Linked DNA regions of Homo sapiens: regions 1 and 2 are each linked to region 3. Evidence: chromatin loops called from intact Hi-C (ENCODE). Cell type or tissue: PC-9. All regions are shown on one strand. Links, peaks and the distances in the headings refer to the core of each region. The heading gives the core; the rest is flanking DNA. Region 1 overlaps ARID1B (AT-rich interaction domain 1B). Region 2 holds the start of LOC124901444 (a long non-coding RNA gene). Region 3 overlaps ARID1B (AT-rich interaction domain 1B).

The links. A loop is a pair of places that touch in the nucleus more often than their neighbours do. Peaks named below come from ENCODE experiments on the same cell type or tissue, not always from the same donor. Only the 100,000 strongest peaks of a DNase experiment are listed, where the experiment ranks them.
Region 1: it touches region 3 in a loop (2.5-fold over the local background); 14 of 110 quality-filtered maps call a loop at or near these places.
Region 2: it touches region 3 in a loop (24-fold over the local background); 62 of 110 quality-filtered maps call a loop at or near these places.

What each region holds. Positions count from the first base shown.
Region 1 is chr6:156,882,474-156,887,908 of GRCh38, reverse strand. The region is part of intron 2 of ARID1B (AT-rich interaction domain 1B); the gene reads right to left. Among named protein-coding and RNA genes, the nearest start is that of MIR4466, 110 kb to the right of the region's middle. RefSeq lists a silencer at 1,206-1,255. In PC-9, for the core only: no CTCF peak of the experiment used is centred there; no DNase peak of the experiment used is centred there.
Region 2 is chr6:156,683,834-156,689,268 of GRCh38, reverse strand. It overlaps LOC124901444 (a long non-coding RNA gene), which reads left to right and starts at 4,197. Exons shown (of 2, transcript XR_007059829.1): 1 at 4,197-4,606. RefSeq lists a silencer at 1,744-2,053 and enhancers at 1,407-2,333, 2,894-3,003, 2,334-3,261. In PC-9, for the core only: CTCF peaks have their summits at 2,329 and 2,528; DNase peaks (open chromatin) are centred at 2,058 and 2,388; H3K4me3 peaks cover 2,599 bases; H3K27ac peaks cover 1,180 bases.
Region 3 is chr6:157,019,157-157,024,591 of GRCh38, reverse strand. All of the region lies in intron 4 of ARID1B (AT-rich interaction domain 1B), which reads right to left. Among named protein-coding and RNA genes, the nearest start is that of MIR4466, 240 kb to the right of the region's middle. RefSeq lists silencers at 2,317-2,406, 2,707-3,226. In PC-9, for the core only: CTCF peaks have their summits at 2,626 and 2,832 (motif pointing right); DNase peaks (open chromatin) are centred at 2,321 and 3,021; H3K4me3 peaks cover 2,593 bases; H3K27ac peaks cover 1,996 bases.

The sequences.
Region 1 (5,435 bases), core at 423-4,422, 140 kb after region 3:
TGTAGGGGAACAGGAGGAGCGAGACCATTCACTGCAGGCCACTTTCCACCCTGGGGATCGTATACTTGCATGATAAATGCATATAAATTACTCATTCGTGTGTAGGTTTTAAATACAGCCTTTGAAATTGTTTCTTCTTTTTTTTTCAAATGAAAGAATTGGGGGTGAGGTGAGATTATGCGGTTGCATTGTTACCACGAGTCAAAAGCCCACTCTCTGAGGGTGCAGGAGGGTGGGTGCTCCACAGCCTTCCTATATCCTTTTTCTCTTCTGGCCCTCCTCAAAATGATTTTTGTAACTAAGCTGATGAAAACAGAAGAAAATGCCAAGCCCATCAAAAATGAAAATTTCAAAAACTGCATTAATTTAAAGCATCATCCTTTAAAAAGATACAGTCTAAGTGTTCCATGAAGATACTTTTCAGGGAGAAAATGTACTCATTAATCTATCTACCCCTAAATTTAAATGATGTATATGGTGAAAAACATAGCAATGGAGAAAAGTAATAGCAATGGTAATCATGCAAGGGTCCAACTTCTCCACAGACTGTCCAAGACCCAACTTGGCTCTTAAATTTCTTCCTCTGAGACTTTGGGAATCGTGTCAACTGCAGAATCCATGAACAGACAGTCCCGTGGGAAGAGCCAGCATTGGTACGTTACTGGCACCCACTGCTCTCCCGAGAGGAGGCTGCACACTGACACAGACAGTGAAGAGGCTGGGGGTTTTGTCCCTATTACCTAGGACAGGACAGGCTTCAAATGAGCATGAGTCTTCTGTCGCCTTCCTGAGTTTCAGAATGTTCTCATAACAAATGAGGAGTGGGTTTATAAATAAATAAATCTTTCTACATTCGAAGATGCTGCTACCACCAGCCCACCATTTCACAAAGCAATGATTCCTCCCCTGAATTCCATGTACAAAGGTAGGGTCAGTGGAACACAAAAGCATTATCAGTGGTTCAAAAACTAACTCCTTGCAGCTTGTTCCCTGGATCATAGTTTGAGTTGGTGTAAAGGGAAGGGAAGAGGAGATGCTCAAAAATATATCCAGTACACAGTCCACATATTGCTGGATCAATGAGCTATTGTTTTAAATGAAAAAATATGTATCCATTCCCTTCCTCCTTGGAAGGCTCGGCACAGTTACACATTATTAAGAACTACTTTATCATACACTTCCGGAACTGGAAAAGACTTTGAATGGCCACTGGTTCAACTCTGTCCTTGTTACGGTCAAGGGCTAGGAAACCTGCATAATTTCACCCAGTAGTCACAAACGGAAGTGCTCACTCCACTCTCCCACGAGGCTCAGTCATTAAACGGAAGTGAAAGGTGGAGGAAGCGAACAGCCACTCAGACTGGGACAAGAGAGGCAAGGACACTTTGGAGGTCATGCTGTGTCCCAGGAGAGCAGTACGGGGTAAGGCATGGGGAGCCCAGAGGATACAAGAGAGCCAGCAGGGGTGGGAAAAGAAGCTGAATAGAGGAAGGAAGCCTGTAAATGAGAAATGCACACACATTTCTTTAAGTTTTAAAAACTAAAATTGTTAGCCAGGCATGGTGGCAGGTGCCTGGAATCCCAGCTACTCCAGAGGCTGAGGCAAGAGAATCACTTAAACCCAGGAGGCGGAGGTTGCAGTGAGCTGAGATCACACCATTGCACTCCAGCCTGGGCGACAAGAACAAAATTCAAAACAAACAAACAATAACAGCAACACTAAAATTGTAAAATCTGTGTAGTTGAGATTAATTTAGAAAGTATGGGTAGAATGTCCCTTATCTGAAATGCTTGGGATCAGAAGTGTCTTGGATTTCAAGCTTTTTCAAACTTTGAGATATCTGCATTACATAATTGCTGGTTGAGCATCCCTAACCCAAAAATCCAAAATCTTGGATGCTCCAATAAGCATCTCCTCTGAGCATCACATCAGTACTCAAAAAAAGTTTAGGATTTTGGCACATTTCTAATTTTGGATTTTCAGATGAGGGATACTCAACCTGTACAATATTAGGATACAAAATTTCTACCAACACAGACACTGTAAGTTCTAGGCACAAGTGGGAAGGGGAGGCTTCGTTGTGAGTCGTTTAGCACATAATCTTAACTTACATGATAAACTTGTGATACTGGGCAAGAAACAGGAACTCCATTTTAAAGTTGTGGCAATATGAAGAAGTGATGCTTTGGATAAAGTATCAAAGTACTTGAAATATCAACATATTTCAAAGTAAATGTTCATACAAAAAGAAAATAATTCAGTTATTTCCCTTGAGAAGAACAATCTGCAACTTTTAAAATTTCATCAGGTGGAACATGTACCAAGTAGACCCAAAAGATTGGTCAGAAAAAAATATAGGATGTTGACATTTTAAAATCAGTAACAGAAAGACACCCAAGGGCAGGCAGGGGAAAGGGAGGAGGACTTACTGAAGGTAGAATTTTCAGCAAAATAAATGTCTCACTTCTTTCCATTGCCTCCTCATTTTATATTTACAAATCATTAAAATTAGGCATTCTAAACTATACATTTTGAAACTCAATAAATAATCATAAAATGATACTTACCCACCTCAAACCAATACTTCAACATGGATGTATTCTGATTGTCCATTCTAAGCACCTCTGAAATTAAGTCAATAGACTTCAGTGAATGCATTTCACTGTTTTGGACATTAACTGGTACAAATACCTGTCTTAAGACAGAACCCTCCAAAATCCAGTGACATATAAGGATAACTGGGCTAAAATATTTTAGTTCTGAAATTAGATCATATTCCAATTTTACTTTATTTTAGCTATATTACCATTAGAAGGTAAAGCCAGGTTTCAAACAGTATCCTACAATGATTTTCACTTTAATAAATCCTTTAAATTTAAAAGATACACTGTATATGTCATAGGGAAACACGATTTCCAACTATTCATTTGACATATTTAGTTTCCTTTCAAAAATGTTTCTTACAAGAACAATGAAACTTTATCCCAGCAGCAACACTGTAGTCCGGAAGGACTTCCCCGAGCTCAAGACAAGGTATAAGGAACTGGGGGGAAATGATAATATTTTCTGACCAGGGCTACTACATTCAATAATCACTCACAATCATTTAAAACCTACAGCTATTTCTTACTGCCAGAAAAAAGAATTAGCAACACTAGTATCTGGGCATTCGGTGGTTCCTGAATCTCAGAACCTTTTTCCATTGCTCTTCACTCCCCAAACTAGTGGTAGCCTAATAATCCTAGAAACATGGCAGCCACCTCCTTAGCGGACTATGATTAGCCCACACACAGCATCCAGGAAAAACCAACTGCTGGAGTTTGGGCACTCCATCCTTACACCTCCTAATCCTCCCAGATGGAACGCCCATCTACAGAAGGCCCTCCAGGTGGCCACCTTACCCTTATCTGCTGGAGCTTTACTGGGAAGGCGCACTGCTTAGGAGGCAAAGACCTGCATGAAATAGAGAAGACCTGCCGTGCAACTGGCAAATCACTTAGCTATGGTTTCAGTTTTTCATCAGGTTGTCCTGAAAATAGACCATGTTCTAAATCTACTTTATCTGAACTACAAAAAAAAAAAAAATTCTTAAATTATCATTAGAAGGAAAAAGGGAGAGGGGAATCAAAGGAGCTTAAAAAATACTGAAAGTTAATTAGAGTAATGGCTGTCAAATGTTTTGACGCCAACTCGGAGGAAGAAACATATTTTATGTCAAAACCTTGAACACAGAGGACACTTGCTGTATGTGCTACATTTGTATCTTCTACTATTTACATCAAATTCCTTCCATTAAAAACATTTCTAGTTGCAGTCTAATACATTACTTTCTTGCTCCCATTAATGAGTCATAATCAGCAGTTTAGAAAACACTGCATTAGGGCACGATATTTTTTTTCCCAGAGAATCTCAAAGAAAACAGTTCCAAGTGATACTTTATCAGAATAAATGAGGGTCCCGCGATTCTGGCTCCTGAAATGCCTCTTCCCTGACCTACAGCTGTTGTTGATACAAAATGCCATTGCCAGAGAAAGAGAACTTACTGCTGGTCTGAGTAGGCTGAACTGCCAGGGCAGGTTAACAGGAAACACCTGCACAGGAGGAAGGCAAACACCAGCAGAACAGGTAACAGCTTACCTCCAGCACCTCCAGCACCTGCCACTCAGAGGAGCCGGCAACTCTCAGAAGAAGTCAAGAGTCAAAGCAAGGAAAGGTGAAGAGATGGGGCTGGAGTGAGACGAGGTGACAGTCCCGAGGTGAGGATCGGAGAGTGAGATCATGCTGTGGGGAGCGTGGGCCGAGTGCTGGGGCTGATGTGTGTCAGGCTCACGCTGGAGAGGAAAGCATGGAAGACATGGCGTTCAGAGGCAGCACGTCCAGAGGAGAAGGAAGTAAAGCTCAGAAAAGTAAAGAAAAGCAAGGAGAGGAAGGGCTATGACTTATTTTAACTTTCCACACAGATCCCCAAAGAAGAAAAGTAAATTGTCACGAAGACAAGGCAATCTATTTGTCCAGAGTGGAGGACCCCAACTGTGGGAGCTCTCAGATCACCAAGTCCCTGGAGTAACTTGGGAATCCCCCTAGCAATGAACTCTTTGCCAGGTTTATATGAATATTAGGCAAACAATAGCTCTGGGAGAAACAATTAGAAGAAATTATAACTACTACCCCAAATTTACAATAATGCTACCAAGAATAAAGACGGTTAACATATAATTGAGAATCTGCAAGCTGACGAGGAAGATTTGATGCAGGGAGAGAGCCCCGAAGTAAGATGCTGTCGGTATGGGGAGCCTAAAGGCGCCTCACAAACACTCCTTGACTATAACTCCCAGGGAGGCCAGAAGAAACCTAAGGCAGTTGCGTTAATTCAGGCTCTACCCTTAGAAAATGCAGAAATTAAGACAGCGAACTCTCCCTCTTTTCGGGTTCCCCGTGTAAGATTTTATCATAACCTTACTTTGTTCTCTATCCTGAGGCCTCAACATAAAAGCCCCTAGCCACAAAAATACAGTATAAAGCTAATCAGCTCTGTGTACTACAAAATGATTTACAAAATAACTACCGAACAGACCTCATTATAAAATGTTGTCACTGATATCACCTTCCCTCACCCAAAACTAGCACTCACGACAATAGCAAGACGTTATACAAAGCACTTTTAAACGTTTTAAACTATTTTCACACAGACGATCTCATTTACCTCCATAACAATCCTACGAAAAAGTATAGAATCAGTATCCTTTCACAGAAAAATGTCTAAGAGTATGTGGCCAGTGTGTGATGGGAACCGTGCTATATTTCTGGTCTCCTGATTGAAAGAGACCACAGCAATGAAAGAAAAAGGCAAGGCAAGGCACCCTTATAGTTGGTATCTGTAGCTACGCTTTGTTTTCCCAAATGGATTTCAAACACCTCTATATTTTCCATTATT
Region 2 (5,435 bases), core at 832-4,831, 340 kb after region 3:
AATTCAGGTAATACAGGCATGAAGGAGAAAGCGAAAAATCACTAACAATCAAAACATCAAGAGAGAGCCGCTGCTAACATTTTAAGTATGTCCCTCCAGATCTGCTCATCTGTAACTTGTTTCTTCACATAACAATAGGTTGTGAACATCCTTCCAATAAATACACTGCAGTTTTAATGACTGCATAATACTCTATTGAGTGACTGTGCTACAATTTAAAATTCCTTGATGATCCACATTTATCTTCTGTTTAATCTCTCCCTCTTCTCTTGTTAATTCTGAGTTCCAGCTCTTTCTTAACAGTGATGTCTAAAATCTCCTGTGTCTTATGATACAGGATAAGACACAGGTCTCTTATGATAAGAGACCTTATGCTTTCGCATTGTTATGGTCAAAGATCTTTAATCAAAACACTAGTTCCTCTTTGTTACCTCTTTTCTTTCTCCCTCTTTCATAAAGAGCCCCCACAAATGGTATTAAATGTTTTGTTCTGGGAGTTTCAGGCCAGGGATTTTCCTTGACATTTCTTTTTTGTTTCATGTACTTTTTCTGAAATTCCCCAATAAACTGTCCTGTTTTTCTTTTTACTTTTGTTTTTGTATATCCACATTGCTTATTTTATTATATATTTGCATGCCCATATTCCAGAACCACTGAACAGCATGTTTTGTGCTTTTCCTGGCTGTTACCTGTGTGGCAAGGTATTCAGTGGCTTCCTGGCTTCCTTTTCTATGCCCCCTGAGTAACCCCCTATGCAGATTCATCACTTTCCTACTCATTGTAGGTTCCCTGCTTTGCTCATGTTGTTCCCTCAACCTGGAGTGGCCTTTACTGTCATCTAGAGTTGGTCTTCAGAATCCAGCTCAAATGCCTGGCCTTTCACAAAGCACCGTCTGACCCTTTAACTGTTCTTTCCTCTGTGCTTGGTAGCATTTTACTATCACCTCCAATATATACTCAGGAGTCATCTACTGAGCACCTATGGTGTACCCTGGAGGGCTGGGGCAGAACAGACAACAATCAGCCTTGGTATCCACCCTCTAGGAGTCCGGGGAAATAGGAAAACAGAACTGGAACCCAGTGTAGTCCAGGCTGAAATGGAGGTCAGCAGAGACGCCAAGATAATGACAGGGCCACGCCAGCGCTCGCTGGCTTTTCTTTAACGCACGTTTTCCCTTAGTAAAAATCAAGATCCTGAGGGAGAAGTGATCCTTTTTAATTCGCCTTTTCGGGACTTTGTGGCAGCGCTTAACGCGCCTTATGCTTAATGGCACACGTCGGGGGGCTCCCGGGAGATGACGGGTGGGCGGACCCCAGGCGCAGGTCCAGTCCCATTACCCACATTTCCCGGAGCCCAGTCTACTTTTCACATCTTTCATTCCCCCTGAAATAGATGCACATTCGCCTCCAGATTTAGAATAGGAGCAATGAGTATTTCACGAAAGCCTGGAAAATATGACTTTTCCAGAAATGGCTTAAGTCGGTCATAGATCTTCAGGCTCCTGGCAACTGCGGGACGGGGGTGTGCCCTAATTGCATCCATTTCCTCCCAGGCCTGATTGGGAATCTTGCACCGGCATCGCGAGCCCCGCTCTTCGGCCTCCAGGAGCGAGTGAGGGACGCGGGAGAGGGGCTTTTCTTCGGCGTGCGCGTCCCCCTGCCGCCGGCTTCTCCAGCTCCTCGCCGGGCCGCGCTGCCGCCCAAACTCCGCGGCGCCGCCCGCTCCGCGCCCGGCTCCGGCCCAGGTTTTGCGGCCCGCCCGCCGCCGCGCTCGCCGAGCCGGAGGCTGGCGCCGCCGAGGCCGCCGCGGCCGGGGCGTGGGGGCCGCACCGCGCACGCGCGCCCGCGGCGTCTGAGGCTCCCTGCGCCCCGACTCCGCGCGGCCGGAACCCTCGCGCCGCCGCGCCACCCGGAGCCGCCCGGGACCCGGACCCCGCGCGCCCCGCGCCGGGCGGGGACTATTTTCTCTGCCCGTGTCCTCTCCTCTCCCCACGCCGGGAGGAACATTCCTGGCTCTCCCCGCCCGGCTGCGTCTGTGCCCGCTCCTCCCCCGCCGCGTGTTTTCCGCCCCAGTAAAGATCGTGCCACACAAATAAGCCTCGAATGCCCTTTGCCGAGCAGGCAGGAGGGCAGCAAGCGCAGAGCCCGAGCGGGCCATTTTCAGGGCGCGTCTCCGGAGCCGCTAAAAGTCTTGTTTTCTCCCAAAAGTGGAAGGTGGGAGGTGGGGCGGTCGTGGGGCCGCTTCCAACTGCTACACACGCTCGAATAGTTGTCAGTAAAATCAAACTGACGTCAGCCCTGAGGAAAAAGATAGGTCTCTTTTGTTCTCATGTTCTACCCCCGCCCCTTGCGATCAAAGGCAAAAAACATTTTTTTGGAGGTGGGGGGAAAGACAAAAAGGGGGAAAAAATTGCAATGCGGAGAGATAGCTTCCATCAGAGCTCCTGCCCGGGCGATGGGAATGTTTAATGAATGCATCAAGCCTTTTGATCACCCTCGCTCGGTTGGGTTCAGTAGTGCCGGAAGGTTAGTTGCATCTCCTGTGGCTGATCTGAAATTCGATCAGCAGAGGGGGCAAAGAAAAGAAAAGCATTTTAATGGGAATCAATAGGGGATCATAGGTCTTGGAAGGAAATACGTGTTGATTAAAAATGCCACAAGATTAAAAAATGTCCACGACTTGTTTAAAAAGAGAAAAAGGAAAAAACAGAGAGGAGAGGAGAGAGAGAGAGGAGAGAGGAGAGGGGGAGGAGGAGGGAAAAAAACCCTTAGCAATCTATTTTCTCTGTGTGTTGCTGCCAGAGAGGCAGTCAGCAGACCAACAGTTTGTATAATGCTTCAAGCTACAGCGGGCAAATTTAAAGCTGTATGCTCAGAACAACATAATAAATACTTATTGAAAATGCATTTCTATTTCTAAGCGGGGTTCACTCATGCATTATACAAAGCACCTAGGGCTGCAGTAGCGAGACGCAAGGGGACAAATAAGGTGTACTGTGGCTCAAGTTCTTAAAACTAAACTCTCCAGCTTTTAACAGTTGACAGCAAGAACATAGACACTTAAAAAATGTATGAAAAACTAAACGAATAGCTTGAAAGATACCACGGACTTAAATTGTCTGAAACTTAAAGTTGTAATTTAAAAAAATCTGATAACTGAGGTTGAGGAGAAGGATAGCAAGGGGAGTTAGTGGTAGATAGCATATTGATTGGGTTACAGAGTGGAAAATTATTGCCCTGTAGGTAGAGAAAGTGATCAGCGGTGTGATAAAAACGGTGGAAGGTTTTATGACTATCCATCTACTACAGTGGGAAAGGGAAAAAGGTATTTTAAACCCATTCTTTGACAGAAAAACACAAATATACACCCTGTTTGCATAGCCTTTTAGAAAGAAATCAATTTACATTTTTACATTTTTGCATGTTAAACAAAGTTTCTTCATTGCAGTGGTGGAGCCTTCCTTTCAATAGCCTTTTAGGGAGTCCTCCAGATCTCCTGCATTCTAGTCCTACCCTTTACTCATCTTCCTCATTTTTACCTTTTCTTTCAATCTCTTTGAAGGACGTAAAAAGCGTCAAAGAGGTTTCTCAGGGCAATTTCCCTTGGATGTTCCTAATATTTAATTTCAGTAGTTTGGATAAAGGGGGATCTGTTATAATGGAGGTTTCCTTGTTGAGCCACGAATTATCTTACCTCAATATTTTTGGTCTCTACTAGATTATAAAATCCTTGAAGGCAGGGGATGTATCTCCTCTATCATTCATATTTCCAACAATGCCCCTTAGAACAAAACCTTGCACCTGGGAAATAGTAGAGAGAGCTCATTGAGCACTTTGGGTTAATAGCGGTAGATGGCCCATTGGATTTCAGAGAGGAAAAGTCATTGCTGGGTAACCTCAGAGAAGTGACTTAGCTTCTCTGAGCTTCAGGTTCCTCATCTGTAAAGTTTGAATGCTTATATCTAGCTACCAGGACTCACTTTTGTGAATGAAATGCTCATAAAGCACACTGTGTAATGTGCAATATCTGGCTATATATACATATATATCTAAATACATATATAATGTATCTAAATATATCTATAAATTTTATGTTCTATCTATCTATCTATCTATCTATCTATCTATCTATCTATCTATCTGCCTATCTTGTTCCTTCTCCTAAGATTTCTCCCACCCAGAAGCCCTGACTCCTTTATTCACACTCTGATGTGTCCCCGCCTTGAATCTGGACTGTAGCTGGATTGATGCTTTATGACGTTCAAGGCTAGATTATAAGAATCTTGCTGCTTCTACTTGGGACTCTTGGAATGCTCACTCTTGGGACATTCCCTCCTAGGACCCAGCTGCAATCTTCAGGAATCAGGGATCTTGTGTAGGTGAGATCAGGTGGACAGGTTGATAGTGTGCAGTGAACTCCCAGCCAACAGATAACATCAACTGCCAGCCATTCACTGCCAGCCAAGTGAATAGGCCATTTTGGATGGCCAGGCCTGTCCAAACTTCTGATGACTCCAGCCCCAGCTGTTGTCTGACTGCAATTGTATGAAAGACCCCAAGCAAGAACTGCCCAGCTGAGCTTAGTCAGCCCATAGAACCGTGAGAGGTAATATATAAAATGTGCAAATAAAAAAATAATTTTACAGTAGGTATAAAACCTGCTTGTTGAATAAACAGAAATGAAATAAGCTAGCTGCTTGGCAATCTCTTCCTTACCCCTTCCCTCCTGCCCCTGTTATTCTTTGACACCCCCAGTGGCATGCCAGCCCTTATTCCTGAGGCTATTAAGCTAACTGTGACTACATTAAAATGGAATTTGGTAAGCCCTTTCCTCAGGAGGCTTAGAGTCCAATTGGGCAAGAAGAAACTTTTCAAAAGGGGAAGCCATTTATGCACTGCTAGGTCCTGGCATAGAATAATGATTGTTAAACTATCTGTTGTTAAATGGAAACATTATTTTCTGTAACATGCTGATTGGAGGGAGGAAAGTTTATCTAGGGTTTGAGCTGGCCTTTGCTTGTAGGGATTTTTTTTTTTTTTTTTCAGCTTCTTTTTGATGTAGTTCTACCTTTCCTGGGAAAATCTTAAGAGTTCAGGAGAACAAATTTCTACCAGTTTGGAAGCCACCAAAATGAGAAGATATAGTATCTTATTTTATTAATTTTGATATTTATGCACTAGCTAATTACTTGGAAGATACATCTTCTTGTTCGTAATACAGTCAGTGCCATTTGGCCCTTGATCAAGTGTAAACAATGATTTTCATGTGGAAGGGCTGGAGCTTGGGCTGCATCTGCCGTGCACTTCATTCGCTAGGGCTACAGTGGTCACCAGAGATTTTTCTTCTATCACAGGTGATTCTACCCAAGAATGATTCGAGGAAAGGGGAGGTGTGGGCAGGAAACCAATTGGGGTTCGCAAATAAATAAAATGCA
Region 3 (5,435 bases), core at 801-4,800:
TGGGGTTTTGCCATGTTGGCCAGGCTGGTCTTGAACTCCTGACCTCAAGTGATCTGCCCGCCTCAGTCTCCTGAAGTTTTGGGATTAAAGGCATGAGCCACTGCATCCAGCCCCGAAAAGCTAGATTTTTGATGTTTGAAACATCTACACCAAGTAAGCCCTTTCAACATTTTAATATTAAATGGACTCAATTTGTTCACTCAATTTTGTTCATACAAATCTGCTTTTTAAACAAAAATGAGGTTTCTGAAATAATTTACAACCAAACATAAAAAGAAACTTGTCACTTGGCAGTAAGATTCATTTATGTTATGTTTTTCTAAGAGTTTATAAACAACCTTGGTCAGCGTTTGGGATGAAATGACCCCAGTTCCTGAAAGAGTTAAACCACATATCATTTTTGTGGCAGGAAGGCCATAAGAAGCAACTTCCACAGAGTGGCACTTCAGCACTGCTGACGCAAAATGTTGGAAGACAAATCTTTCTTCCACAAAGAGGCCTTCAAGTTAAGTAACATCTCTGCACAGGCAGATAAATCTCATATGAAATGTAGGCTGAATGCCATGGTTTATGTTACCAACTATTTTTAATACAAATTCACTATTTTTAAAATGGGTAAATTGGTGAAAGTTTAAAGAATAAATAACCTGAGATAACTAGCTACAATCTACATGCAAAATCTGTCAAGCCATACACTTGCTTGACATCTCACTTGAATGTATTATTTACATCAAGACTACCTTTGGCAAACCTAGGGGAGCATAGGAACCACACACTCATTATATTAGGTAGGCAAAGTTTAACTTCAAAATTTGCCGTAAACTTGGCAAATGTTTGCAGCAAATAGAAATTACTGTTGGAGGGGCAGAAGTCATAAGTGACTCCCAAATAGATATGCCTTGTTGATATTTATTTGGGTTAACATTTTAAAATCCAAGACTTTCCAAATAACATAAAATAGTGACTGCAAACCACACTTAGATGTACCTACAACGTCAGACCCATTATGAGCAATGGCAGGTAAGTGTAACAGTAGAATATGCCACGACGATGGGGAGAAATCTTTTACTCAACCCTTATTACACTGTTTCCAAATTGCTCCAGTTTATGTAAAATAATTTGTATTGTTTTCTTTTTTAATTGTACATATCCCTTCTGAGATACAGAGAAAATTAAGCTTTTCCATAAATTCAGTATTCACAAAGCTAGGGAGTTAAAAGCCTGTAAACACAAAATTCACTGACCTGCATCAATTTAAGCACTATTAAAAGAGATTGCAGCTCAAAATCTAAAAAGAGCTGCTAATCCTGCTCTACAGATAGTAACCAATCAGTGTTTATCCTCACAATGCATTTGCTCTTCCTGTTAGGAAGCGCCGGAGTGAGGAGAGGATATGGAATACAAGAGTATATCCTAGTATGCAACTCACTCCTTCTTATGAAACACCTAAATAATAAATTCAACTTAATTTAAACTGTAACTGGCAAATGTCATCAGTTAACAACAATGATCAAGGTCAGAAATGTCCCTGCTATTATTTTTATAAAATCTGTATACAGATCACAAACACAGAAATTGCTACATGAAAATTTCTATGCATATTCACACGTGCGGTAAACACTACAAGGCATAAAAACAGAAGAATGTTAATATTCAGAACTCTTCAAGGCCATTTCTCTTAAACATTTCAAAATACTTTTGGATTCTGTCTCTACATCAACACCGAAAACTGACCCTAACCCTAACCCTACGTTGTTATAATGGATCATCAATTAAATTTGCAGAATTCCAAAATTAAGTTGCTTTGAGTCTGATAAAAATACACACATAAGTTATAAGTTATCTGCATAAGAATTATCAACAAGAGAACAAATTAGAATTTATGGTCAAATTATATAGTTCACAGAGTGAACAAAAAGTGTAAAACCAAAGTGGCCGTCGCTGATTGCTACTAGTTGGATTAAATGCATGTCTTGGTTAATCTACTATAGTTTCATGTGTTGTTTAGCTTACTTGAAAAAGTCGTCAAATGTTCCTAGATTGCAGATTGCAACATCCTACCTAAAACACCTGCAAGTGACCAAGAGACCACCCAGTGATCCCAAAGTCTCCATGGCAGAGACAGGATGAAAAGTAATATCCCGACAAGACTCTTCAGCATTTAATTAAGAACAGGAAAGCACAGGCAGGAGATGAAACTTTACAAGCCTAGGCGTTTCTCGGCTTTTAAAAAATGCTGTGAGTTGGTTTTCCCAGCAAGGAAGGTTGATGAGCATGCACTTGGCTCCAAGAAGCAGCTATTACACAAATAGAATCCAAGTGCCTGGCTAAGCCGCCCAGCCTCGGTGCGTCGGGTAACAGCCAATGGCGGCGGCCTGCCAGCCTCGCCCCGCCCACCTCCCGCCGGCCCCGCCCCTCCACCTCGCCCCCTTCCGCGGCCCCGCCCCGCCTCCCCGCCCTGTTCTTGGCGGCCTGGGCTCCGCGGCCCTGCTGGCGTCCTTCGTCTGTAGTTCCTGGCTTTTCCACCGTCAGCCACTCGTTTTAATTACGCGAACGGGTTCCAACTCATCCAGCCTTTAAGTTTGGGTGGTGGTTTTGAGAGGGGGAAAGAGATGCACCAAAGGAAGTAGGGGAAAAATAAAACCTTAAGCGCTGGGCGCGCCACGCGGGACGCAGAGGTTAGGGGCGCGCGGCGAGGTAGCGGGGCGGCGGCGCGAGACGGCGCAGGGGAAACACTCGGTGCCTGCGTGAGTCTGGCCGCGCCGGCTCATGTGTACGCGAAGCTGTGTCAGCAGAAACTTTAGAAAACACGCTGTGCGAGCGGCCGCCGCCTCCCGCCTCCAGGAGGAGCCTGCGGGCGCGCGGGGCGGACGGTGCCTGCAGGCGGCGGCCGCGCTTGCCCGGAAAGGAATGTGGCTGCGGCCGGCGCCTCCTTCCGCGGGGTCCCACAAAGGCTCATCTGTGCGCGGCGCGGCGCCGTCGGAGGAGTCCGAGCCTGTTCAGTCAGGCTGAGGACGCGGTTGTTTTCGTCCCCCTGTCCCCGCCCCCACGAGCCTACGTGCGGGGTAGGGAGGGCGGCACCGGAACCCCCGCCCGGGTCGGGCCGAAAGGAGCGAGCGGGGCCTGCCGGCAGAGGCCGCCGGGCTGCTGTGTGACTCGGTCCCCTCCGCGCTCGCCGCCCTCATCCTCGCCCAGCGCCTCCGCGGCAGGGTTAATTCCGCCCGCTGCCTGGTGGTCCCACTCCCGGGGGATTCCGGGGTCCGTGGAATCACTGGTTCTCCCTTCGGAGGAGCTCGGCTTCTTCCGTGGGCGCGGGCGAGTCTCCCCGCTGTACCGCGGGGCCGGGGCTTGAATAAAACAAAAGAAACCAAGGCGAGGTGTGGACGCGCAGTGAGGACCGGAAAGCGAGGCCTGAGAGCTGGCGGCCTGAAAGCGGTCCTGCGTCCTTCACACCCTCTCTCTAAAATCCCCCTCTCTCAAGCGGGCCCTGACCAAGAGTAAAAGCGCAGCCGAGGAGGGAAGGACGCCGCCGCCGCGCAGGCATCCGGGCAGGGACGGGTGGGCGGGAGATTCCGGGCCGCTGTTCAGGGCAAGCGCTAAAAGTTTCCGGGTCCCCGAATTTCTCATTTCTTTATCGAATTCTGCAAAGAAGTAACGTTCCTTCGGCCATTAATATTGTAAGAATGTATCGTTTCTAGCCATAAGTTCCAGGTTACTTTTTGTAAGAAAATTAAGGACTCAAGTAGATCAGCCAAAGAAACCACGTACAGCATAAACTCACGTACCACTCCTTAAAAAAATAATTTATTGAGTTATGACCAAGAGTTATATAAGGGGAGAGGTAACAAATCTTTGGTGAGGAAAAAGCGATGGAAAAAATATTAGAGAAGCATAATTTTGAGGAAATTACATATAGTTTGAAACCACCACTGTTTAATATTTTGACTCGCGATCTGAGTAGGAGAAATGACCAAGCTAGGCTGTTGTTTATGTGATGCCATCTCATTCAGTTCTACCTACTATTTATAGCTCCAACAGCATCAGAAAGAAAAACACATGCCTAGTGGCTAAAGCATTCAAACACAACCCCTTATAAAAAAGTTAAAGTTTGGGTTAATTAAAAAAAATTAATTTCATATTAAATATATATTTTTAGGTTCCAATTTACAGTTATGTAGTTATATATTATCGCAATAAAAAGATCTGCCCATGGACTGGTTTTTGGTTTTGAGACATGTTTAAATTACATCCCTTACAGAGTGCTCAACTTGTATGGGGGTAAATGACTAACATGATGTTATCTACAAGGTTAAAAAGCAAGAATAAAGAACTAACTACATTTTAGGTCAGTTCTTCATCAGAGAAGGAATGTTAAAAATTTATTTCCATCCAATTTATTTTCTAAATATTATTAATTTTCTTAAATAAAACATTTCCTGAACGGCAAATTTGCTTGTTATGTCTATTCCCTCCTTCCTGAAATGACTTTCTCCTATCCCTCTAACAGCTTTGTCTTTTGCTACTTCTTCATCCTCCAAGTTGTGCCAATTTGTTTCACTTTTTATTTATCTTTGCTAAAAGAGAAAGGCAGGGGGCGAAAAAACCCTAAAGGACTTAAGATTTTCAGATGGTTCTAGCTCTAGAAACATAATGGCTGCATATGAAGGGGAAGACAGGAGTCGTCCAGATACACCCAGATTTTCTTTTGGCTTGGTGGGAAGAATGAATGGCATGGTTGTGTCCTCGGCAATTTGACATGCTTGTGGTATATCCGCGGAGGTGACCCGCTGGCAGCAGGAAATACAGGTCATGGCACAAGTTGCAGGAGACTAAAGAACATGGATTCGCAGGCAATTAGATGACAGTTGAGTGAGCGTGGATGACTGAGTTTTATCATAAAAAGGCATCACAAAGGACGATAGAGCCTAAAACAGAACCTTCAGGAGTACCAACATTTAATGGACAAGTTCTTCCCTCCTTCCTTAATGAAAGCAAAAGCCACCAGGCTAGAAATTTTACAATTTCAGAACTGCTTTTTCCTCCAAATCTAGAGAGAAATAGGAAGTGAAACATGGACTCAGGTAACACTAAACAGAACTAAATTTAACTCCTCCAAGCAGTGGCTTTGGAGAAGTTAGACAAGTTTCTTAGCATCTCTGGGCCTCAGCTTCTTCATGTATATGACGACAGTCTGCTCTGATGGTTGTTATGAGAATGAAATCAGCACTTACCAGATGCTGGCTATAAACATCATCTGACCATTCCTGAAATACAGACTAGCCTCCATTCCCATTACCAATGCCTTAACTGAGACTCGCATCTCTCCTCCTAAGCCTAGAATACTGTGAAACTGGTTTCCTTGACACCAGGCTCTTTCCAACCCATTCTCCCTCACAGTGCCCCCAGTGTCCTCTTCAGATAACAGATTTGAACAT